2 separate regions of the Homo sapiens genome follow, and region 1 is linked to region 2. The links are chromatin loops, found by intact Hi-C in ENCODE. Cell type or tissue: PC-3. All regions are shown on one strand. Each heading gives the region's core, and the rest is flanking DNA. Links, peaks and the distances in the headings are about the cores only.

Evidence for each region. Peaks named below come from ENCODE experiments on the same cell type or tissue, not always from the same donor. Only the 100,000 strongest peaks of a DNase experiment are listed, where the experiment ranks them.
Region 1: it touches region 2 in a loop (2.0-fold over the local background); 1 of 110 quality-filtered maps calls a loop at or near these places.

The regions. Positions count from the first base shown.
Region 1 is chr10:76,553,433-76,565,918 of GRCh38, forward strand. It overlaps LRMDA (leucine rich melanocyte differentiation associated), which reads left to right. Exons shown (of 7, transcript NM_001305581.2): 7 at 3,777-6,736. The coding sequence ends at 3,856. Among named protein-coding and RNA genes, the nearest start is that of KCNMA1-AS1, 330 kb to the right of the region's middle. In PC-3, for the core only: no CTCF peak of the experiment used is centred there; DNase peaks (open chromatin) are centred at 5,359 and 5,689; H3K27me3 peaks cover 459 bases.
Region 2 is chr10:76,748,106-76,760,591 of GRCh38, forward strand. No RefSeq gene overlaps it. Among named protein-coding and RNA genes, the nearest start is that of KCNMA1-AS1, 130 kb to the right of the region's middle. In PC-3, for the core only: no CTCF peak of the experiment used is centred there; no DNase peak of the experiment used is centred there; H3K27me3 peaks cover 6,648 bases.

The sequences.
Region 1 (12,486 bases), core at 1,663-9,662, 200 kb before region 2:
CATCAAAATGTTCTTTGCAAGCAAACTGTTCCCTCCGTAATTTTCACAGTTGATGGCAGTTGCCATGGCGGGAGAAGAAGGGCTGTGGGGAGGACGAGGGAGAGAGAAACACAATGCCACCTCACTTAATTTACGAGCAGAGCCTCATATTTTACAAATAACCTTCATGATAAATAAAGGCCTGTGGCCACACATGGGACTGTGCTGTTTCGTGCATGTTTGCTTTTCCTGGTTAATTTTATTTATTTATTTTTGAACACAAAAGTCACATATTGGGGGTAATCACATCCCAACTCTGAGCTCTGGGAGGAGACTCACAGAGGCAATTCTCGCTTAATTTCAGCTGCTGGAGATGGTTTGAGTTTGACAATTTCAGCCGATTCTTAGCATTGCTAGCCAGAGCACCTTTCTCCCCGGGCGAGCACCAGCAGCTGGATCTCATTTTCAACTGCCAGGCCGTCCCCACGCCTTCCTGGAGCAGCCCACAGACTGAGTGCCGTCCTTTCTGGGAGTTTATTCAAGGTGACAGCTCCTCACACAATGGCCTTCTGATCACCTCAAGTAGCCAAGATATCAGTGGGGTCGGGCGTGCTCCTCCTGCAAATTCCAAATTTAGATTGACTGAGGTTATCCTTAGGCCCCTTGACCCCACCACTCCAGCAGAACAGAACTGCCAGGACCTTTGCAGCCACAGTGAGTTTTGTAATGATGTCTGGGGAGAGATGTTCTGCAGGGGCAGGCAGAGACGACCCCAAGTGATGGGGAGTGATGTCAGCTTTCGTTAGAGCCGCAGGCAGCGTTAGAATATCCTTGGCATAATATGGCGCTGGTATCTCTGTCAGTATCTCTGTTTTCTGTCACCGCACACAATCCTGGGCCTGTCTGCAACCCTGATGGTGTCTTTTCAGATCAGGCTGTTGCCAGCACAGAGACTAGCTCGGCTCTTCACCACACAGCCCCTTTGTTTGAAGTCTGCCCTTTTGTCGTTAATGCACTTGATGTCTATTTAAATCTGACAGTGAATGCAGTATCTGTTTTCCTGTCAAGAGATCATTGACAATATTAATACCTCATGTCCTTGCCTCATTTTCCAAGTGCTGACACCTAGCCGCAGTCTCCTGCATTCATCAAACAGCCTTCTCTCACCAGGATGTCTATAAACATTCTTGCTTCCAGGCCCAAAGAAACAGGGTAGGCCTTAAAAAGGACTTTTATCAATGCCAGCCAGAAAGAAGGCTCGGGAATGTGGCACAGAACACATCCCAGCCCACGTTCCAGGAGCATCCAGCCTGTTTCTAGGGCGGCACTTGCCATTCAAGTTGCATGTAAGTGAGATCTGGAGTCGAAGTTTACCCTGGAGAAAGGGAAGAAAAAAAAAGCAGTTGAATCCGTGAATGTACTGGAGAGTTTACTGGAGAGAGGGCACTCATGGTGGGTGGTGTGTGTGTGTGTGTGTGTGTGTGTGGTGTGTGTGTGTGTTTGCCTTTCATCCTTTTGCTTAAGAGAAAGATTGTGTTCTTTATGACATCCGACAGACCTATCTGTTCCTTTTTATTAAAATTCATGTTATCCTAGTGCCATAGAAATAAATTAGCATCCTTTGGCCCCATGCTTCCACATTCTTCAGGGTTTATTTGAATCAATTATGTTTAAGGAAGCCCTCTGTGGATACCTGGCAGAACTGAGGCACTCCCACCCAGGCCTGTAGTGGATGCTATTCCTGGAGCAGAGCCTGATCAGCCAAGCCCACAGACCAGCAGGATCCTGGCATGGGTGACAATATTAGTACAATGCTGATGGCTACATAATTCAGCACGATAAAGGAAACAGCTCAATGCCAACAACTAAAAGAATAATTTAGGTCCCAAGAAGGGTCTCAGTGAGGTTCCATCCAAGCTCAAAGTTTCCAGGCACCAGACCAATACTGAAAACCAGAAATTGGGGATTAGGGGCCAAGGAGAAAGCATGACCAAGGAGGAGGAATGAGCCACAGTAAACTTACTCATGGGAACATGGCAGGAAGTAAAACTAATGAGAGTGAGCCCAAGGCCAGCTTTGAGGCCGTGGAACAATGTCACCCTCTCTCCATTGCCAACTCTGATAGACTATTTGACCCCAGCAATTTCTAGCTTTGTTCCAAGCCATCCAAACCAGGGAGCATCTGCTCTGTCCTTAAAAGTTTCTAAAAGTCATTTTGATCCTTATGTAAGAATAAGGTTTGAAGTTTTGTAGTGGAGAAACATCTCTTTTACAGTTGCAAAAATATTTACTACTTAGAACTTCTGATGTGAAGAACCTGGTTAATTTCAAGTGCTAATTTATCACAAATTAACCAAAAAAAAAAAAAAAAAAAAAATGGGCTTGTTGGTTTCACACTATCACACTGATGGAAAAAAAAATCATCATGTCCCTAGGTAGCTATTTTCACAGGCAGATTTGTGGCTATTGAATGACTGTCTTATGGACATTTCCTTTCTTTGTTTTTTTCTAGTTGTGTACAGTTCAGAGACTCAAGTCCGATTAGCGCTAAGACAACTCTGTCCAACTGAATTTAAAATAGGTTTTTCTAAAAATAGAAGAAAATAAAAATGCAGGTGGCAAAAACAAAACAGATTTTTCCTTGATAATCCTACAGAGCTTTCATAATAACTATGGAAGTGATTTCTTATGGGCATTTAGAATAAATAATGAGTTGATTAAAAAGTTCAACCCTATTGTAGGGGCATTTTTCATTGTTAAGTCTCCTACAATCTCCTTGAATGAGAGGAGAGCCTTATACGGAGCCACAGAGTTACTTAAAGTAAAACTGAAAATGGAAATCAAATGCATTCTGACCAGAGAAAGAGAGTTCAGGATTCCTGTAAGAAGCCATTTAATGGGAGGCTCTTGTTCCTGTCCATGTGGTGTTTTTTTTTGTTTTTGTTTTTTTGTTTTTTTGAGACGGTGTCTCTCCCTGTCGCCCAGGCTGGAGTGCACTGGCGCGATCTCGGCTCACTGCAAGCTCCACCTCCCGGGTTCACGCCATTCTCCTGCCTCAGCCTCCCGAGTAGCTGGGACTACAGGCACCTGCCACCACGCCCAGCTAATTTTTTTAATATTTTTAGTAGAGACGGAGTTTCATCATGTTAGACAAGATGGTCTCGATCTCCTGACCTTGTGATCCACCTGCCTCGGCCTCCCAAAGTGCTGGGATTACAGGCGTGAGCCACCACGCCCGGCCATTCATATGGTATTTTGTCAACACCACCTCTCTTCCTTAATCATCCCATATGTGCTCAATGCCTGGTGCCTGCCAGAATTTGGAATATTCTCTCTGGAAGTCAACAACATTGCTTCATGATAAAGGGTATCAAAATAGTCACATTCTGGGAAGATTGTTCTACATCTTTTACTTGGGCTGGGTTCATCTTTAAACTCTTAATTTTCCATTCTTTGAAACTCTACTAAGGGAAACTGGCGTGAGGAGAGGCTACATTCTGGGGAGTAATTGGCCAAATTAGAAAAGTACCTAGCATGTGGAAGAGAAGTCATGCAGAAAGTGATATTCCTAGGAGCCTATACTTGTAGTGACATTTTATTTCAATGTCAACTCTGAGGTTGACAGAATCTTCTTGTCTGTGAGGACAAAAAGGGAGAGTTCTTCCCTTCTGGAGCTTCATCCACTTTCTGCTGCCCATTGGATCTATGATTATCTTGCATGTCTGCTTTTCAGCACCTGTGTTTCCCTGCTATGCTAAGTGTGCCACCTGTAATGATGTGTGTCTTTTTATTTGCAGGTGTCCTGGGGAAGTGTCGCTACGTTTACTATGGGAAAAACTCAGAGGGCAACAGGTTTATCCGAGATGACCAGCTCTGAAGCCAACTTCTGTATACCTTCACCCATTTCATGAAAATAAAATCAAAAGGGAAATCAAAAATAAAGAAAACGCTAAAGAAAAAACAATAGCCCACATTGCCTCTCTTTGGGAAAAGCTATGACTTCAGCTTTTGGTACCTTCCGCTGACTTTGCCAGGCCTGTCAAGATGATCCTTCTGCCTTAGACTGAGTGGTCACATAGAGATTGACATGATTGCCCTTAAGCAGGTCTCATCCACCAGGGTGACAGACAGCGGTGGCAAAGCAACAGGGCTGACAGCATGAACACCATGATAGATTGCCTGGTCCTGCCACTGCTCACAGGGGAGCAGAGGTCACACCTGGGGCCTCCCTGGACATGCTCAGTGGCTGCAGTCAAGTGAGAAAGACTGTCCTCAGCTCGCCTATTGAATTGAAATCCCTCTGATACCATCGTGCTGTGGGCTTATTTTTAGTGAAATAGTCACAGTTTAGGGGATGGCCATTCTCCCTCACTCCTTTTAAATCTTAACGTCCTGTATTCTGCATATACATAGCTCCCGTCTCTTCCCCTCCACCTTCCTTTAGCATCGATTTTATGACAGGTGGTGCATTTCAGTTTGCAGTTTTTCGGAGAACAAGGTATAACTTCCCAGCCAGGTCATACATTTATGGCTGGCTTCATGTTGCTACAATCCCTTTATTGGCGTAAATAGCTTTCCCTAAATCCCTGACTACAAAAGCGTGGACTTTTATCTTGTTTCATTCAACTCTAAATCCACTTCTTGCCCTGAATATGATGCAGTGTAAGGCATAAGGCATCTTTCTCAGCATGAGGGTTTGGTTGCACCAGGGACTCTTATTTATTAATTTATTTTTAACCGTACACACTTCCAGTGATGCCTGTGGCCATACTTGTGCGTGGGGCTGGCTTGCTCCTTTGGGTGCTATTTAAAGGGAGTGAGGTGATGAAAGATAGAGTGAAGGGTCAGGAGGTTAAAAAACAAAATTAAGACTGTTGAAAACACCCACCAGACCAAAGAGTTTTTATAGAAGGCACAAACCTTTTGGATTTTGCATCTTTGTCATGACCTCTCAGAAATCAAATCCACAGGTTGTGAGACAGTGCTCTGTCTTCCTGTATGCTTGGCTGTGCACTAGCACTAATGTCACAAGGAACATAAGTGTGATCATTGCTAGTTGGGTGACTCAAAGTTTATCTAACTTGCTGGTGCACCAGTCAAATCACTCTAGAAGATGTTCAAAAGGTTGATTGATTGTTCTTGACACGATAGTGTTTATTTTTCTGCTTCTTCCATTTAGACCAAGTGTTCATTGTCCTCCCAGTATTAGGTCAGTTTGATGACAGCAAAACCTGAAAGAGAATCCCTCCAAGTTATAGATACTGAGGGACTAGGAGCTGCTATTGTAAAACTATGGGGACTCAGAATCCCTAAGCTGCCCAAGGAGAACCTACTTTCTCAGCTCTAGCCCGTTTACATAGCCTCTGGCCCACTGAGTCAACACAGGCCTTGAATGACATGTATTGAGGCTGGCAGGAGTCCCTGTTTGAGATTACACAACCTTTGTTAATCAGTTCTTTAGACAAGTTAACATTAAAATCCTCAAAACCATGAAAAATTGGAGAATGTTGAATGTTTGCATTTATCTCTCAAATCCATTAGTAACTGGATTTGAGTACCTTTTCTCTGTTTGATCTACAAAACAGCACTGGAAAAATGCTTTAAATTATCTGCATTTGGTCCCACCCTGGGTCATTGTTTAGAAGCATCAACACATGTTTTCTCCCTGGCATAATATGGGCAGCCAGAATTCTGTGCAAGGGCAGCTAGACGAGTCAGATGTCATATCCAATCTAGCCACACATATATCCTTGTCTTTATAAAAGGCTTTAACCCTGCCTCAAACAATAAAAAAGCACTTGTGAACTGACCACAGAATTTTTCCATCTTTATTTTTCTTACTTGTTTACTTTTTTTAATGTCAGAACCATTTGTATCATGCGCAGGAATGTCTCCCTCAATGTGAGCTTTGGAGGCAAAACATATTTTTGGAGTGAGTTATTGACCACATTGTTTCCCTCTCTTTGGGTTGTTTATTTTCTTCCAGAATGGTGTAATAACTTTAATTAAGATTAGCTTTAATTATAAATTACCTAAAGGCCATCACTAAGGTATATTCATCTTATTGATAGAATTATAGTCAGCTTTGTTTCTCTTAAGCAGGGATAGTGATAATGAAGTGCTGGGTTGGTTACAGTTCCACTGTGTGTTAACCAAAATTTGCTGTGCTAGAGCTAGACTTTGGTCTGAATTGGCAGAGGTAGAACCCATGTTGCATGTTTATCCTAAATCTGTAGGAATTTCCCAAACCTTGTTTTTCAAAGTTGAGAAGTAGAAAGTAATAAATTCAATCAGGGCCCAGACATGTTTTGTACCCCCTTTACCCTTTGGTCTTTCTTCCTTTTATCCTATTCCACTGAGCTTGTTCTTTGGGGATTGTGGTGCCTGACATCACTGTCTTTCCTCCCCTAGGACACTGACTTGAGTGGAGAGACCTCGGCAATTCAAGGCTGTCCTGCAGCTCTCTGTTGCCTCAGCAATGTCAGGACGACTGTCTCTTTCCTAAGTAACATAATTTTAAAGAACAATTTGTTCCTCAGGGAATAATGTCTTGGATTGTGGGGAATCCTATTAAAAGTACAACTATTGCAGTCATTTGCTTTTACTTTTACCAGCCTCACTCATAAACCCTCCATCTGTTTGTTGCTTTAAATAGAAGCACATTATAAGAGATTATCACTTGATCAGGCTGCATGTCTGAGTGTTGTGTGTTTTCACATACTCATGTATACTAAGGAATAAAAGAAAGCAAACCACAGATTCTGGATGAAAGGATTTTTCATTTGTTTGTGTGTGTGTGTGTGTGTGTGTGCATGTGTGTGTTTCCAGCGGAGATGTATCTTGTACATTTTCAAGGGAAAAATGTCTTTCTTGCTGTTTTCAAGAAATAACCTGGCTGTCTTTCTTCTTTTCTTTGTTAACATGCAGACCAAAAACAATCCACAGGACCCTTTTCATCAAAACAATAATGGTGTTTAGTACTTGCTACTTGCAAGGGCAGCCTAAATCAGGTCTGTGTGGCTGCAACACAGGTAATGCCCAGCGTGGACACAATAGTACCCATTGAGACTCTTCCCTGCTGTCCATCATTGTAGCTGATCCAATGTGACCTTTGACCACTTGCTTCTTCCGGTTCTGTTTCCAGGAAGAAACCTTCACTGAAGAAGGGCGCTACCATTACTCGATTCTCTCTAAGTTGTTCAAATACCATGCAGGAAACTGACTGTTATGAGTAAGACCTGGAAAGGAAAATGACACCAGAGAAGCACAAAGAATGTTGATTACCTGTTTATATGACAACTGGACCATCGGCTTGTGGTACAGTGTTGTGTATTACTTCTTCTAATGCATCAGCAACCCCTCAAATGACCCAAAGAACATTGAAAGCCACAACCACTGTTCAAAATATTGTCTTCCTACAAGTCTACCTGAAATTTCCCAGCATTGGGAGTTCCCATCCTTTGGGTAATTATAATGCTAAGTGTTAATTTGTCACTTTGTGGTTGGGATAGGTCATAAATTGTGTTATTTGTGCATATTATCATATAAGCACATGCTAATTCTTCTAGAGTATCTTGGAATGTGGCCCAGAGAACAACCAACCTGGGACAAGGGAATTTTGCTAAGAAACAGTAGGGGAAATTCTAAGTATGGAATGTGTATGGGGGAGAGTTGCTATAGTAGGAATGATATAAATGGCAATAAATGGGATTATGCCAAGAGACAGAATGCAGCAGAATTAAAATGTGGCATCTTCATGGATAGGAGTAAGTTGAGAAGGAAAGGGAAAAGATAGTTTTCTGCCAGTTAAAAGGTTTGCTGATATTCAGCACTACAGTGATGTTTAGGGATATTTTATCCTCAAAATTGAGTCATCTTTCATGTAAATGAGTGTCCACCAATTTAATGTTTTACAAGATTTTCTGCCCAACACAATGAAACAGTGTGGAAAAGATGGTTCATGGAGCACTGTGGGAACAAATGATCGTGGTGGCTGCATATGGACAGAGATGACTGTGGCTGGTACCTAATATTCTACAAACTCAGCATCCTAAGGCAAGTGCCTCAGCTCTGGAGTGGCTAAAAAATACAAGGTAAACTTATGATCTGGGCAGTCATATGAAAGAGAAAATAGTTCTGTGGTCATGGGAAGTCTTCGTATATTCATCAAGTTCAGAGGTAGATGGACACCTTGACAAGATAACATAAAAAAAACAAAAATATTTAAAGAAAAAGACGAGTGCCTGTATATGGGGCAGAAGATGCTGGCAATAGGATTTAACTGTTATTGGCATGCAGGCAGCGAATGAGAACTTAGCTCATAGGAAGTGTGAATAACATCTTAGTTCAAGTGGATTACCTGGATTAACATGCAGAATATTCTAGAAATAATGTTTATATTTTGTCACATCAATTACTTTAAGTCAACTTTTCCTTCTTTGTATTGGAATAGTTCTCTCAATGTTATAAATAGGAATGAATTTTAAAACTCTGGGATAATTTCCTTTAGACAGGAACTTTCCAATTTAGGTGTTTGTGATGAGAGGGAAAAAGTCCTGCCAGTGGGCTTAAGCACAATATTTAGGCTATTCTAGTTACAGAGTATCAAAGTAGGTAAGAACTAATGTATATTATTTATTTACAAAGGCTAAATTTAATAAATCATAGTCTAAATCATAATAATTAAGTGCTACTATAAAAGAAATTTCCCTTGAAGCGAGATAGAAATAAAATTTAACACCCAGGTAGAGTATGGTGTTTTAATTTTTATGTTATTACTATTTAAAGTAATCTTTTATGAAAAAATGTACTCTGACTTCCACCCCACATTCAGTTTTTCAGGCTGTGCTTATGATAGAAACAGCGTTTGGGGGCAAAATATAACTTAATTAGAATAATAACAATGACAGCTACGAAGTCTTCTAAAATTTTTAACTAATTACTTGGGTTATTAGACAAAGAGAGAGAGAGAGAGAGAATGTGTATGAGAGAGTTTAGGATCTGAGTAGAGAATTCCTATTACTGACATACGTTTTCTAAGTTTTGCATGGACTCCAAAATAGGTCAGTAATTATCCCATTACCATGTTACATAGAAAAATGCATCTATTTCATACCTGATTAATTAATATCTACTTTGTGTCCTCCTTTCCTATGAATTGCTGATCTACATTTTATGACATCAGTCATAAAGTGCTCAGGCTGTGGTGTGACAGTGTCATGATGTTTTTGTTTTTACCCTTCTTGGCCTTTTAAACACAGGATCATTGTTCAGAGGGTCACTTAGAGCAATTTTGTTTTAATTAAGAGAGATCTTTGATGCTCAAAGAAAAACAGATTACATGAGTTATCTCCAAAAGTTACTGTATGAAACCAGGTTTCATTTATAGACTGTCCATATTCCCCTATATTTTTACATTCATACACAATAGCCATATTTCCTTATTTACATAGAAAGGTTGTCTTCCCCAAAATAACTCTGTTTTCTACAGGGCTATAGCACAACATTCATATTCTGTAGCCACATTGGCTACATTCTCAAACACAATAAATGTCCAAATGCCTCCAGTTAGAACACTTACCTCCCCTCCTCTTTTAAAAAACTTCATTTGGTGTGCTCACTCAGAATGATCCATTTTCAGAGGATCACAATAGAGTATAAAAATATTGGGACTTAATGGTCAACACATTCCTTGAAGGTCTAGAATAAATGATGATAATGAAGGTTACTATCACCAGAAAAGGGTCATATTTCGGTGTAGATATTTTGTTAAGTTAGGTTTAACCATTGCTTGGAAAATTACATTTAGCTGAAAAAATTAGGATCGCAACTCTAATTTATTAGATAAATCTTGCAGATTTATACTTATAAACATTTGTGTATATAATATAGATATAGGGTATTGGTTTATCAAATATTAAAATGGAATTTACAATTCCATTTTGGCTAGTTTGGCCTATGGACCACTTTAGTGGACAATATTATGGGCTTCTTTGCTCTAGTTCATTCATGATACACAAATGCACACACTCATAAACACATAAATAATGGTTACTATAATTATTTTGCAATATCATCATTAAAACAAGCACTAAAACTGTCATTTTACTAAAATGTGTTGGTCAAGAAACAACTAGTTGTAGAAGTATGTGCTACTGGAAGCATCTGTTTACTTCATGCAGATCAGTAATATAAATAGATGAAATACTCTTAAGAATACAAATTGGCTATAAATATTTAAAAACTCTAACATTTGCCATTACTTCTGATTTGCTCCCACCACACTGTTGGGTCACTTCTTTAGAAATATTTTCCAAGTAATTCTTGGTTTATATGGTTTACATGGCCCTCTTAGGTTTTGAAGCTTTTTAAAAAACAATGCTAATTTGTATCTGTAAGGATGCGTATCCATGCACTCATTTCACAAATATTCATTGGGTACCCTTAGTATGCTAGAAAGTTACAAATACAAGGGGATAATAAGAGGATGTCCTGCTTTTTGACAAATTTCTGTCTGGAGTAGACTAATATATATACAAAAATTATTATATGCTGGGATAGATATTAAGTTAGAAATTGCACTAAAGAACTACATGAATTAAGGCGCTAGAAATGATGGTGGGAAGTTAATTCCAAATGTAGCCATAATCCAACCATATCTGCAGTTAGCATCTTGACCCGAGACACCAACATTTCTTAACCTGGATTATTGATTACGTCCACCTCCCTACCAAGTCTCCTGATTGTACTCTTAACTTTGTACAGCCTATTCTTTGCAGGAAAGCCAGTGTGATCCCCTAAAAATGCTCAGTCACATCCTGTGGTTCTACTACCCATTTCCCATCAGCGGTTTCCCATCTCACTTGGAGTAAAAGTTAGAGTCCTTTCAAGACCCTTTATGGCCCTACATAATTGGTTTTAGAGAAATCAGGGAATCAGTGACCCAATAGCTGTGAGAGTGAAACAGAAATAAATGCCCACACCACCCCTCACTGCTCTCCACTCCAGTCACACTGGACTACAAGGAGCACATTGTGGCTCTAGGACTTTGCCCTTGCTGTTCCCTCTGACTGTAATGTTCTTCCCCTAGACAACCCCATGAAGTGCCACTTCAATTCATTCAGATTTTTGCTCAAACGCAACCTCACTAGAGAGGCCTTCTTGGACCACCCACCCACTTATCACACTCTACTTACTTTGCTTTGTTTTTCTCTGTTGCACTTACCACTGCTTCACATATTAGATATTTATTTGCTTTTTCATTTATTATTCAAACAAAGGGGTGCCTTGAGGGTGCCTTGACATATAGCAGGCCCTCAATAAATAATCATTTTATGAATGAATGAAAGAATGGTTCTAATTCACAGAGGTCTATTAGGCTGTGTTTACAAACATATTGTTGCATATTGAGCAAGATGAGTCTCTTTTATCAAATGAGTTTTCAATGGAAAGTTTTCTGCTCCTTTCTTTAACCTAAATCAGGCAAACAAATACTTCATTCCATTCCAGAACAATGTACAATGAGGAAGCGTGAGACAATGAAAATGGGTTAAGATTGAAACAGGAAAGAAAATGAATGTCAAGAAGTAGAATGACTAGATGATATGCAACATGACATTGGATGGATTTGAAATGCAGTGTAAGCTTTACAGGGTTGCTTTTCCAATTATTTCCCATGCAACCAGCAGGCTGTGTGGAATTGGTTGTGGACACTATAAGTAATATAGATCAGAGATTATATTTGTAGAAGCAGAAGCTCTTTTCACTCAATTAAAAATTAATCAAACATGTAAATTCTTTATTATAACTCTTTTACACCATTTTACTGATAAGATATACACAAAGCAAGATTTAAGGAGAAATCTAAAGGAAGCATAATATTATTTATAAACTCTTCTTAGACATTATTAAATTATGGTTTTATCTCAAGATATGAATAGAACTAGCTCATTTTAAGTTGGTAACTTAGCATCCAGACTTTCTCAAAACTTCTGATTTGATAATCAGAAGTAAGATAATGAAATTTTTTTCCTGCACTGTGGGAACAGAATTTATTAGTCTAATTAAGTAATGATAATTTTATGCAAATGCTGTTATAAACTCATTACAGGCATTAACTAATTTACTTATCCTACAGCTCCATGAAATAAGTGCTATTATTGTCTCCATTTTAAAGATAAGAAAACTAAGGCCTTGAAAGGCTCAATACCATGGACCGAATACACACAGGAGTAGATGTGAAAGCCGGATCTTAGCTCAGGCTGTCTGGGCCCAGAGTTGATACTCTCTATCATTGTAATATCTCTATGACAGCCATCCCTTATTTGTAAAGCTGCATATTTTTCTGATGATGGAGATAGTGCGCATGATATTTTTGAAGCTTCTTTGGTGGAACAACTCTTTAAAACTCAGTCATTCATAAAATGAGGATTCGTGTTAACAAAAGGGAAAAAATGGTGTTATATAACTCTACAACCCCAATCATTCCCTGAAATCAGTGCCAAAAAA
Region 2 (12,486 bases), core at 2,646-10,645:
AGAAGGATTAAGAGGAGCTGCTTCTTCAACTCTTCAGCCTGAAGTGTCTACTCTTTTACTATGTGTTTTCAAAATGCTTTTGGAATTAGCACTAATTCCCTTAAGTATATATTTTTCTGTTCTTTAATTTTATTTGTAAGAGTTTAACCAACAAACACATGAGAAAATGCTCAACATCACTAATAATCAGAGAAATCCACATTAAAACCACAATGAGATATCACCTTACACCAGTCAGAATGGCTATTATTAAAAAGTCAAAAAACAACAGATGTTTGGTGAGCATGTGGAGAAAGGCAAGCGCTTAGACACTGTTGGTGTGAAGGTCAATTAGTTCAACCTCTGTGCAAAACATTATGAAAATTTCTCGAAGAACTAAAAATAGAACTACCATTCAACCCAGCAATCTCACTACTGAGTATCCACCCAAACAAATATATATCATTATATTAAAAAGACACCTGCACCCATATGTTCATTGCAGCAGTATTCAGAATAGCAAAGTCATGAGACCAACCTAAGTATCCATCAACAATTGACTAGATAAAGAAAGTGTTTTACATATACACCATGGAATACTATGTACTTATAAAAAAAGAGTGAAATCATGTCCTTTGCAGCAACATGGATGGAGCTGGAGGCCATTATCCTAAGTGAACTAACTCAGAAACAAAAGCCCAAGTACCACATGTTCTCACTTATAAGTGAGAGCTAAACAATGGGTACACATGGACATAAAGATGGAAATAATGGACACTAGAGACTCCAAAAATGGACAGGGTGGAAGCTAGCTGAGGGTTGAAAAATAACCTATTGGGTACAATGCTTACCATTTGGGTAATGGGTACGCTACAAGCCCAGTCCCCACCAGTATACAATATACTCATGTAACAAACATGCATATGTATCTCCTGAATCTAAAATAAAATAAAATAAAATAAAAAGAGTTTGAGTGAAGCTACAAAGTGTTAAATAAGAAAGAGGGGCAAAATAATGAATGCACTTTCTCAAGAGTCTCCCCCTTGCATGTCTCCTCCACCAATTCCACTTTTCAAGTTTCTCTTCATCTTTTGGTGAGTACAGAAAACCTGTATTATGTATTTTTGGTTTTTAAAGTGTTGCTTATATCTTACACAATTTAATTGTTCAATTTATATTTCTATTTGTGCAAAGTGTGCACGTCTCTAAGTTTGAAGTGGAGCACATCTAATTTTTTCCATATAGACGTTGCTTTTCCCATTTTAGCTGTGATAAGGAAGAAGCTTGGAAGTCATCACTCCTGTCATTACAATAAAAAGCTAGGCAAACTGAAAATAAACAACTCTTCTTGAACCCATCAGATACCTGAGGCCACAGGGTATACTGCTACTCCAAAATCTGGTAAAAGTGACCCAGAGAGATGCAGCACTAGAGATTTACTTACCTGAAGCAGAAGCCAGTGGAAGCCAAAGGTTGTAGAACCACTACTTTTTCTAGTAATTTCGACAAATTGCTGTAGGCTGAGTGCTAAGTAGCTTGATCATGAGAGATTCCTGGGGGCTGCAATCAAAGGAGAACCCCCACACTTTCTCCAGTTTTCCATCCAGGAACCCCCCCCCAGGTTTTCACGGTGAGGATCCAAAAAAAAAAAAAAAACCAAAAAAAAAATCTCCTGTGTCTCTGACAAGGGGAAGGGAAAAGCAGAAAGTGTAACCCTCCCATTTCCTTCCCTGTAACAAAGGCTTATTCTCCAAGAAGAAATATTTTGCCGTAGAACAGCAGTTAAAACTTACTGAAACTAGGGCAATGGATTTCCTTCCCACTGAAGTCTTTTCTAGTCTTATGTTTTACCTAAGGTAACACACAAAAAGGAGAACAACAACAAAAAGAAAAAAAAATTAACAGAGGGCAGAGCTTCAAATATTTATTTATTTATTTTTCAATATATTATTGGGAACTTGGTAGCCAGGCAAGGTGGGAGACCTACATTCCTGGGGGAAAGGAGGAAAACATTTGTGAAGGCTGCACTCCGAGACAGAACTCCACTGAAAGATGGAGACTTCCCTTCCTCCCCTCCCAACTCACCACACCAACAAACCAAAATATGACAGGATTATAGCTGAAAATCTGTAAGATATAGACTCCTCTCAAGAGAAGTGTTAACAGAAGCCTCAAAGCCAAGAGAGGAAACAAAAAAGAAATGGCACTACAAAAAAGAAATGGTCCCTAAAGCTACAACAAACATGACACACAGCCCATCTTAGAGCCAGATTAACATAAATCCCCCCCAAAAAAACCTACTTACCTGAGTAGCCATTACTGATACAACATATTGACTTTTAACCAAAAATTATAAGCCATAGCCTAAGTCAAGAAAAGCCAGTCTCGTTTTTCAAGAAAAGCCAGAAGCAATCATCACAGTCACATTCAGATATGACACAGAAGTAGAAATTCACAGATAAGGAATTTGATGTGGCTATATGTTAAGGGTTCTAGTGAAAAAATCAACAACATGTGAGATCAAATGGGTAATTTCATAAGACAGGTTAAACTATAAGAAAGAAAAAAAATTAAAAATCAAAAGCACAGTGATAGAAATAGAATGCCTTCAATGGACTCCATAAGAGCACTCAATACAACCAAAGAAGAAATTAGTGAAATTGAAGATTGGTCAATAACAACTTCTCAAACTAAAACACAAATAGAAAAAAATAAACAGAACTTGAACATAATATTCAAGAACTGTGGGGAGATATGCATAACTGAAACAGCAGAAAGCAAAGAGAGAGTGGGGCAGAAGAAGAAATGTTTTAATTAATAATGGCTGAGATGTTACTGAAATTGATGACAGATACTCAACCACAGTGTCCAGAGGCTCAGAGAATACCAAGCAAGAAAACACAACCGTAGAAAACCAAAGATAGTGAGAAAATCTGGACACAAATCAGAGGTGGGAGAAAAACCTTCCCTATATAGGAACAAGGATAAGAACAAAGCAGACTTCTCGTCAGAATCCATGGAAGCAAGAAGAGAGTGCAGTGGAATATTTAAAGTGTTGAAAGAAAAAAACAAACTGTCAACATAGACTTCTACATTCAGCAAAATTATTCTTCAAAAGTAAAGGAGATAAAGACTTTCTCAGACAAACAAAAACAGGAAATTTATTGCCAGCAGAATAGCACTACAAAAAGATATTGAAACGAGTTCTTCAGACAGATGGAAAATTACACAGGCCAGAAATTTGCAACTACATCAAGAAAGAGTGTCAGAAAAGAAATAAATGAAGCTAAAAATAGAATATTGTATTTTATTACTCCTAATTCATCTAAAAGAAAACTGTGTTATCAGAGCTATAATAGTAAAAATACATTAGGTTATCATAGCATATGAATAAGTGAAATATATTAGTAAAAGTTTATAAAAGATGTTGGAGAAATTGGGAATACTCTGTTATATGGTCTCTATACTATATTTGAAGTAGTACAGTGTTATTTGAAAGTGGGCTTAGATTATTTTATGTGTATATGAATATACATTTCTATATATAATAGTATGTTTATATTATATATAATAGTGTATTTTATTTTATTTTAATATATATTTATATGTAAAATAATATATATAATTATACGCACATATAAAATAAGCCCTAAAGCAGTGGCTAAGAGCATTTTCAAAGTAAGTATAAATGATGCAGTAAGAGAGGAGATGAAAGAGAATTATAAAATGCTCACTTAAAGCCAGAGAAGATAGAGAAACGGGATAAAAAGAAACAAAGGACAAACATAATACTTAGGAAACAGTTACAAAGATGGTAAATTTTAATACAACTGTATAAATAATCACTTTAAATGTAAATGGTCTAAATACCACAGTTAAAGATCAGAGATGTCATATCAGAGAAAGAAGCATAATTATACACTGTCTAGAAGAAACCTGCTTTAAATACAAAGATTTTAGCTACAAGTAAAGAGATGGAAAAGGATCAAAAGAAAGCTAGAGTATCTATATTAATTTCAGACAAATCATACTTCAAAACAGGAAAATATTTCAAAGAGAAACAGGGACATTACATAAAGATAGTTAGGTCAGTTCTCCAAGAAATCCTAACACTTATAATCCTGTGTGTACCTGACAACAGAGCTTCAAAATACATGGGACAACAACTAATAGAAAGAATGGAGAAATGGACAAATCTCCTATTATATTTGGAGACGTCAATACATCTCTACCAGTAATTGACAGATCAAGCAGGCTGAAATCAGTAAAGATATGTGACATGAACAGCACTATCAGTTTGATCAAGTTGGCATTGCATAGAATACCCCATCAAAGGACAGCAGGATGCATATTCTTCTCAAGGACACATGGAATATCCATGAAGATAGATAATATACTGGGCCATAAAGTATGCCATACATTTAAAAAAATAATGTAAATCATACAAAATATGCTCTCAGACTACAGCAAAATTAAACTAGAAATCAATAACAAAAAGATAGCTGGTAAATGCCCAAATATTTGGAGGTTAAGCAACATTCTTCTAAATAATGGGTCAAAAAGAAATATCAAAAGAAATTTTAAAATACTTAAGTAAAAATACAACTTATCAAAATGTATGGGAAGTAGCAAAAGCAGTGGTTAGAGGGAAACTTATAGCTTTAAATACACTTATTAAAAAAGAGAACGATTTAGAGTCACTCAACTAAGAAAACTATAGGAAGAAGAACAAATTAAACAAGCAGAAGAAGGGAAATTATTTTAAAAAATGGGAGCAGAAATCAACAAAAGTTAAACCAGAAAAACAACAGAGAAAACAAAACCAAAAAGTGCTTATTTGAAAAGATCATTAAAAATTGGTAAGTCTCTAGACAGGCTAAACCTGAAAAAGAGAAAGAAGATTCAAATTACCAGTGTCAGGAGTGAGAAAGGGGTCATTACTCCTGCTCCCAACGACATTAAAAGGATAACAAGGAAATACTGTGAACAACCCTATGCCCACTAATTTTATATGGATGAAATAGACCAATGTCTCAAATGACATTAACTGTCATGAAACAGATCATCTGACTAGTACCATAAATAGTAACAAAATTGAGTTCATAGTTTACAACCTTCCAAAAATAAACCACTAGTTCCAGGTAGTTTTACTGGTGAATTCCACCAAATATTTAAGAAATAAATTATACAATTTCTCCACAACCTCTTTAAGAAAATAAAAGAAGAAAGAACACTTCCCAACTCATTTTATCAAGCCAGTACAACCCTAATATAACAATCAGATAAAGACATAATAAGAAGGAAAACTATAAGTGAATGTATCTCATAAATGAGACAAAAAGATTTTTTACCAAAATGCTCATCAATTAACTTGAGACATACATAAAAAGAATAATACACCACTACCAAGCGGAATTCAGTTCAGGAAGTCAAGGCTGGTTCAACATCACCAATCAATGTAATTCACTATGCTAACAGACTGAATAAGAAAAATAACATTTTCATATCGATACACGGAGAAATACATCAAATTTAACAAATTTAACATTAATTTATTATTTACCAAAAAAAGCTAGAATAAAGAGAACTTCCTTAACCTGGTAAAAGATATATATATATATATAAACCTTGTAGCTAAAGAAACTGAATGCTTTCTCCATAGTTTTGCAAACATAGCAAGGATATCCTTTCTCTCTACATTTTTTCCAACATTACAATGGAAATCCTAGAGCATAAAATAAGGCAACAGTAGAAAAGTCATACATATTGGAAATGAAGAAATTCACAGATGACATGATGTCTATGTAGAAAACCCTAAAGATTCTACAGAAAAAAAAAAAACACAAACAACAATGAAAAAACCTCTTGGAACTAATTAATGAGAAGCAAGGTCACAGGATACAAGTTCAACATAGAAAAATAAGGTGCTTTCCTTTGTATCTGCAAATGAACAATTGAAATTTAAAATTTTACAAATAACATTTACAATATCACAAAAAATGAAATACTTAGATATTAATCAAAAAAATATGTTCAGGATCCATATGCAGAACACTACAAGCACTGATAAAAGACATTTTTAAGAGATCTAAATAAATTGAAAGACATCCTATGTTCATGCATTGGAATAATCATAATTGTTAAAATGTCTGTTCTTCTCATCTTGATCTATAGAATCAACTCAACGCCAATCAAAATCCCAGCTAGCTTTTTTTTGTTAACTGATTCTAAAACTCATACAAAAAGCAAAAACCTAAACAGCCACACAATATGGAAAATGCAGAAGAAAAAAGTTGGAGGGTTCACATTACTCAATTTCAAAACATACTATGCCTTACACTTCCATTAGAGACAGCATGGTGTTGGTAAAATAGACACACAGACCAATCGAAAAGGATAAAGATACCACATAAATATAGTCAACTTATTTTTGACAAAGATGCAAAAACAATTTGATGGGGAAAGGATAGTCTTTTCAACAAATGGTGCTGGAACAATTGGGCATCCATATGCCATAAGTGTGTGTGTGTATACACAGACCTCACAACTTACAGAAAAATTAACTCCAAATGAATACAGAACTAAATGTAAAATGCAAAACTTAAACTTCTAGAAGAAAATCTAATGCTGGTTTAGTGATGACTTGCTAGATACAAAACCGAAAGCATGATCCATGAAAGAGAAAATACATAAGTTGTATGTTACTGAAATGAAAAATTCTACTCTGAAATACACTGTTACCAGACTTAAAAGAAAAGCCACAAACTGAGAGGAAATATTTGCAAATCAAGTATCTGACAAAGGACTCGTATCAAGAATATACAAAGAAATCTTAAAACTCAGCAAGAAGAAAACAGCCTAACTGAAAAATGAGCAAAATATCTATCAAACACATCACCAGTGGGGATGTACACATGGAAAACAAGCACATGAAATAATTATCAACATCATAGGTTATTAGAAAAATGCAAATTAAAACCACAATGCAATATCGCTACACACCTACTAGGATAGCTAAAACAACAACAAACTCACAATATCAAATGTGGTGAGGACGTAGAGCAACAGGAACCCTCATTCATGGCTGGTAGGAGCACAAAATAGTACATCCACTCTGGAGGACAACTTGGCAGTTTTTCGATTTTTATTGTTTAGACGAGGTATTTTTCAATTGTGGTAAAATCTACATAACATAAAACTTACCATTTTTACTGTGTTTAAGTGTGCAGTTTAGTGGCATTAAGAGCATCCACATTATTGTGCAACCATCACCACCATCCACCTCCAGAACTTTTTCATCTTTTCAAAATAATATTCTGTACCCATGAAGCAGTAACAGGCCATTCCTTTCTTCCTCCAGCCACTGGCAACCACAGTTCTATTTTCTGTTTCTATGAATTTCACTCCTCTAGGTACCTCATGTAAGTGGAATCATTGGAATCATATAGTATTTGTTCTTTTGTGACTGGCTTATTTTACTTAGCATAATATCTTCAGATTTCATCCATGTTGTAGAATGTGTAAGAATGTCCTCCCTTTTTAAGACTAGATAATATTCCATTGAATGGATATATTAATACCACATTTTTTTATTCATCTGCTAATGGACACTGTGGTTGTTTCCACTTTGGGGCTACTGCTATTAATACTGGTGTATGAATTTTTCTTCAAGTTATTGCTTTTAATTCTTTCAGCATGACTCTTTTTTTTTACAAAGCTAAACACAGTCTTGCTATATAATCCATCAATTGTTTTTGTATGTATTTATCCAGCTTATCTGAAAATTTATGTCCACACAAAACCCAGCCCACAGATGCTTATAGGAACTGTATTCAGAATTACTAAAACTGGAAGCAACAAAGATGTCCCTCAAAAAGTGAATGGTTAGTGTAATATATGTAATATAAAATATAATATATCTTTATAATGGAACACCACTCAGTGGTATATAAAGGAATGAATTGTCAATCCAAGCAAATACATGGATGAATCTTAAATGTGTATGGCTGAGTAAAAGAACCAGACTAAAAACAACACATACTATATGATTCCACTTACATAGTATTCTGGAAAAAGCAAAAGTAGAGAGACAGAAAACAGATCAGTGGTTGCTAGAGACCTGCAGGGTAGGTGGGTAGAACGGAATATGTGAAGCACATAAGATTTCTTAGGATGATGAAACTATTCTCCATGATACTGTTGTGATGGATATATGGCACTATGAATCTGTAAAAACTCATGAAACATTACGGTACCAAAAGCGAACCTTACTGTATGTTCTATAAATGCAAATGTTAAGAAATCAATTAGGAGGTGTGGAGATCCCAAGATTGAGCCCAGACTGTGTCAAATGAGTCCAAATGTATTATAAATATATGACATACCTTACCAAGTAAGAGGAAAAGAAGTACTGACCTAAGTAGTTTTGAAAATGTATGGAAATTATAAGACTAAAGTCAAGAGAAACTGTCTATAAGCACCATACTCCAGTTGGTAAAGTTATTTCTCGTAAGAGTACAGATTGACAATTCAACACACTATGCATGCATGATGAGATTGAATAAATAAGTAAATGGATGACAGCTCCTGGGAGCCAGGTTTCTCACTGTCGGATTTGGAGGTTACAGACAAGGAAAGCTAGAATGAATCATAGAATACTGAACTGGAGTTGAAAATATCAGTGTAAACTTATCTTTAGATTAACTTAGATACAGGTGGATTAATGTAAAAATAATTATAGATATGTCTGTCTACACAGTTAGTATATACATATATTTCCAACCTCATCCCACTGAAAGGGCCTAGAATCAATGACACTCCTTAGCAAAGAGCATGCCTAGCACCCAAACTTTGGTTTCAAATACCATTCTCTGATAAAAGAAACCAGGGCTCCTGGAGGAAATGGCAGATTATGAGGCTAGAGCAAAGAATATACAAGATGATCCTAGAGCATCTTATAATGTCAGAAAGTAAGGAAGGACTAAAAATAAAATAAAACAATGGGGTTATGTCAGAACACATGGAAGCCAGCAGTCAGAGCTCCCAATGGCCAAGGCTGGAACATTATGAACAACAAAATAAATAAAATGTATTGAAATATAACCCAAAGCACTATATATATGTGTGTATATATATACACATATATACATATATACACATATATACATATATACATATATACATACATATATACATATATATACATATATATACACACACACTTATTGATATAAACAATTTATTAAATAAATTTATAAATAAATGAGAATAGATAATTCTGCCATACGGAATTTCAAACAATGTATGTAGTTACTTTCTCCTCAAGAAGGTGAAGCATAACTCCTCATTTCCTTAATGTGGGTTGCTCATGGCTTTCTTCCAAATAGAATAGTATAGAACACCGGCAGGGAGGGGAGAGGGGAAGGGCAACTGTACGGTGGAGAGACCTGACAAACACTACCTCAGCCATGTGATCAAGTGATCAATATCATCAGTGATATGTCATATTGACAGTATGTACACTGATATAATGTGATAAAAATGACATGTTACAACTCTATGGTCTTCAGAGATCCCAGAATTACAGTCTAAACATGAGAAAAAATATCAGACAAACTCAAATTAAGAAACATCCTACCCAATAACTAACTAATATTCTTCTAAAGTGTCAAGGTCATAAAAAATAAGGAATATAAGCATTGTTACAGTCAAGAGGGCTCTAAAGAGTCACGATGACCAAATGTAAGTTTCTTTACATGTGGAATCTTGGAACAGAAAAAGAACATTAGGTAAAAACTGATTAAATCCAAATGAAGTGTAGACTTTAGTTAACAATAACAAATCAGTATTAATTAACTAGTTTTGACAAGTATATCATACTAATTTAAGATGACTCTGTTTATCTCTGCTCTAGAACATGCATTAATTATTAAGGTCCATAAAATCTATTAACATGAAGTCCCCATTTTTAACCCCTCTGATGTTTAATATATATAGTAAACTATCAAAAAATATGACCACTTCCTTATTTCAGAGTCCTACCTCTCATTTCCTTGTGGTCTAATACTCACAGCCGGAACATTCAAGAACTTCCCAAGCCAATAGTTATTTCTATTGTGACCTGGTATTTCTATTGTGACCTATTTGACCTAGACAAATTCCTTCTGCAGGCCTTTGTGAATGCTTGAGCAACAGGCTTTGCAGTATGGCTTTAATCCTTCACTATCTGTGTACCTTGTTCAATGAAGGAGATCTAGTCCTGGAGCCGATTCTTGAATCCATTTCAAATATAAGGAAGAAAATTTCTCAAACAGAGAGAAAATTACCTAAGCAAAATGTCCCTGAGATTTCTTCAGGGATAGCTCCTTAAAGAGGGGAAGAAAAGCTCATTCTCAAGAAGATATTTTTATCAAAGAAAGGAATCAGAGATAATTGGAGTTGGAAAAAGCCATGGACAAGATATTTGGACAAGGTGTGGAGACGAAGCCTCAGAAAGATTAAATGAGTCACCCCTAGACATAGTTTGTTAGTATCAGAGAGGAAATAATACATGGTTCTAAAGTAGCATGCTTCTCACATTTTCGTCTTTTACCTCTTTAGCAAATTTAACCTTTTCCATACAGCTGTTGAGATAACCTACTGATCATACAAGCTAAATCAACGTAAGGGACATATCTCAGAAAATGTACCCAAACTGCCTCCCTTTTCATTATCGAAAACCACGAGATGAAAGTCTTTAATAACTCACCACACAAGAGGACCATTTACTGTCAGCATATACCACTCAGACATATATTACAGCTTTTTACTTCTCAACACAAAATTGCTTTGAAATTTACATTTGCTATAAAGGATTCAAGTCCATCACTATTAATTTTCTTCTACAAATTATGTTTAATTATCACCTCTCTCCACCTAGGAAGAACCCCCTCTTGTATTCCTGTCTCTGTACAGCTCTCGAGAAGAGTTTTCCCAGCATGAATCTGTGATGGTGATTTTATATCCCCAACTTGCCCTTCCTCGTCAATCTCACCCAGCCTGCTTGGAAATATGGAAATGAATGGTTAGCTTGGCTCCACATTTCCTGCATACATATGAAATCTGGTCTCCCTGAGCAAGGGGAAAAAAAGACAACGTTTTCCAGCCTTAGCCTATGGACAATTAGGCTAGAAATATTCCACTTTAGCAGGTTTGAAATCCACCCATGATTGATTGCTTAACAGTTCATACACTACATTACATCTACTAAAGAAACTTCTTGGAGATTCAACTATTTCTCTGATGCTTCAATAATCATCTTTATTCTCTCTCAGTTTTGGAACTCTAGAAGAAACTAAAAGAAATAGAGAAATCAAAAAAGTATATTTTATTATTTTTAAATCTAGTTTCTATGTTTTCTTACTGAATGGCGTAATATAAATTGCATGGTCTTTGAAGTCAGATACATCAGCGGTCAAATCATAACTCTACTGAAAAAGTATGCAACTTCAGGCAAGTCTCTTATCTCTGAGCCCCGGATCTCTCAACCTTAAACATAAAGTTATTTTAACTTTAATTGAGACTGGAATGTATTACTCTTGGCAGCTTCAAGGAATTCAAATGTTAATTGTCTTTCCCTTCCAAATTCAATGAGGCAATATTTTCGTCTACAATTTTTGTTTGCAACTGATCAAATCTCAACTCAAAGTAGCTTAAGCAAAAAGGTGGTTTACTGACTCACATAACTAGCAAGTGCAGCACGTCTCTGGCTTTAGACATAGCCAGATTAAAGTTTTCAAGCAATGTTGTCATGGCTTTTGATTCTGTTTATCTCTGCTTGGTGCTGTTCTGAACATAAGTACTGACCAGATGCCTGGCAAAATAGCCCACGTAAGTTACATATCTTTAGCCTCAGTACATATTTTTAATACATATTTAACAGCACCACCATCCACTAACTTCCTTCAACCTCCAAAATTAGAAGTTATCCTTGTTTCCTCCATTTTCTTTCTTTCTTTCTTTTTCTTTCTTTTTTTTTTTTTTTTTTTTTTTTTTTTTTGAGACAGAATCTCACTCCGTTGCCCAGGCTGGAGTGCAGTGGCACGATCTTGGCTTACTGCAATCTCTGCCTCCTGGGTTCAAGCATTTCTCCTGCCTCAGCCTCCCAAGTAGCTGGGATTACAGGTGCGCACCACCACGCCCAGATAATTTTTTTTTTTTGTATTTTTAGTAGAGACGGGGTTTCACCATGTTGGCCAGGCTGGATTTCCTCCACTTTCATGATACTTCACTTCATCCATAGCTTATTGAGTTTTCTTAGCTCTACCTTCAAAATATGTCCTGAAAGAATCCTCTTTGTCTTTTAGCTTCCTCCCTAGTGCAAGTTAACCTCATTCTTGCCTGGACTAATGCAGTAGTTTTCTAACTCACATCCCTGCTTCCATGCTTACTCATATACACTCCACGATATCTTCAACACCCAATAGGTACCCTTTTAAAAACAAATGAGGAAATATTGCTCCTTCACCT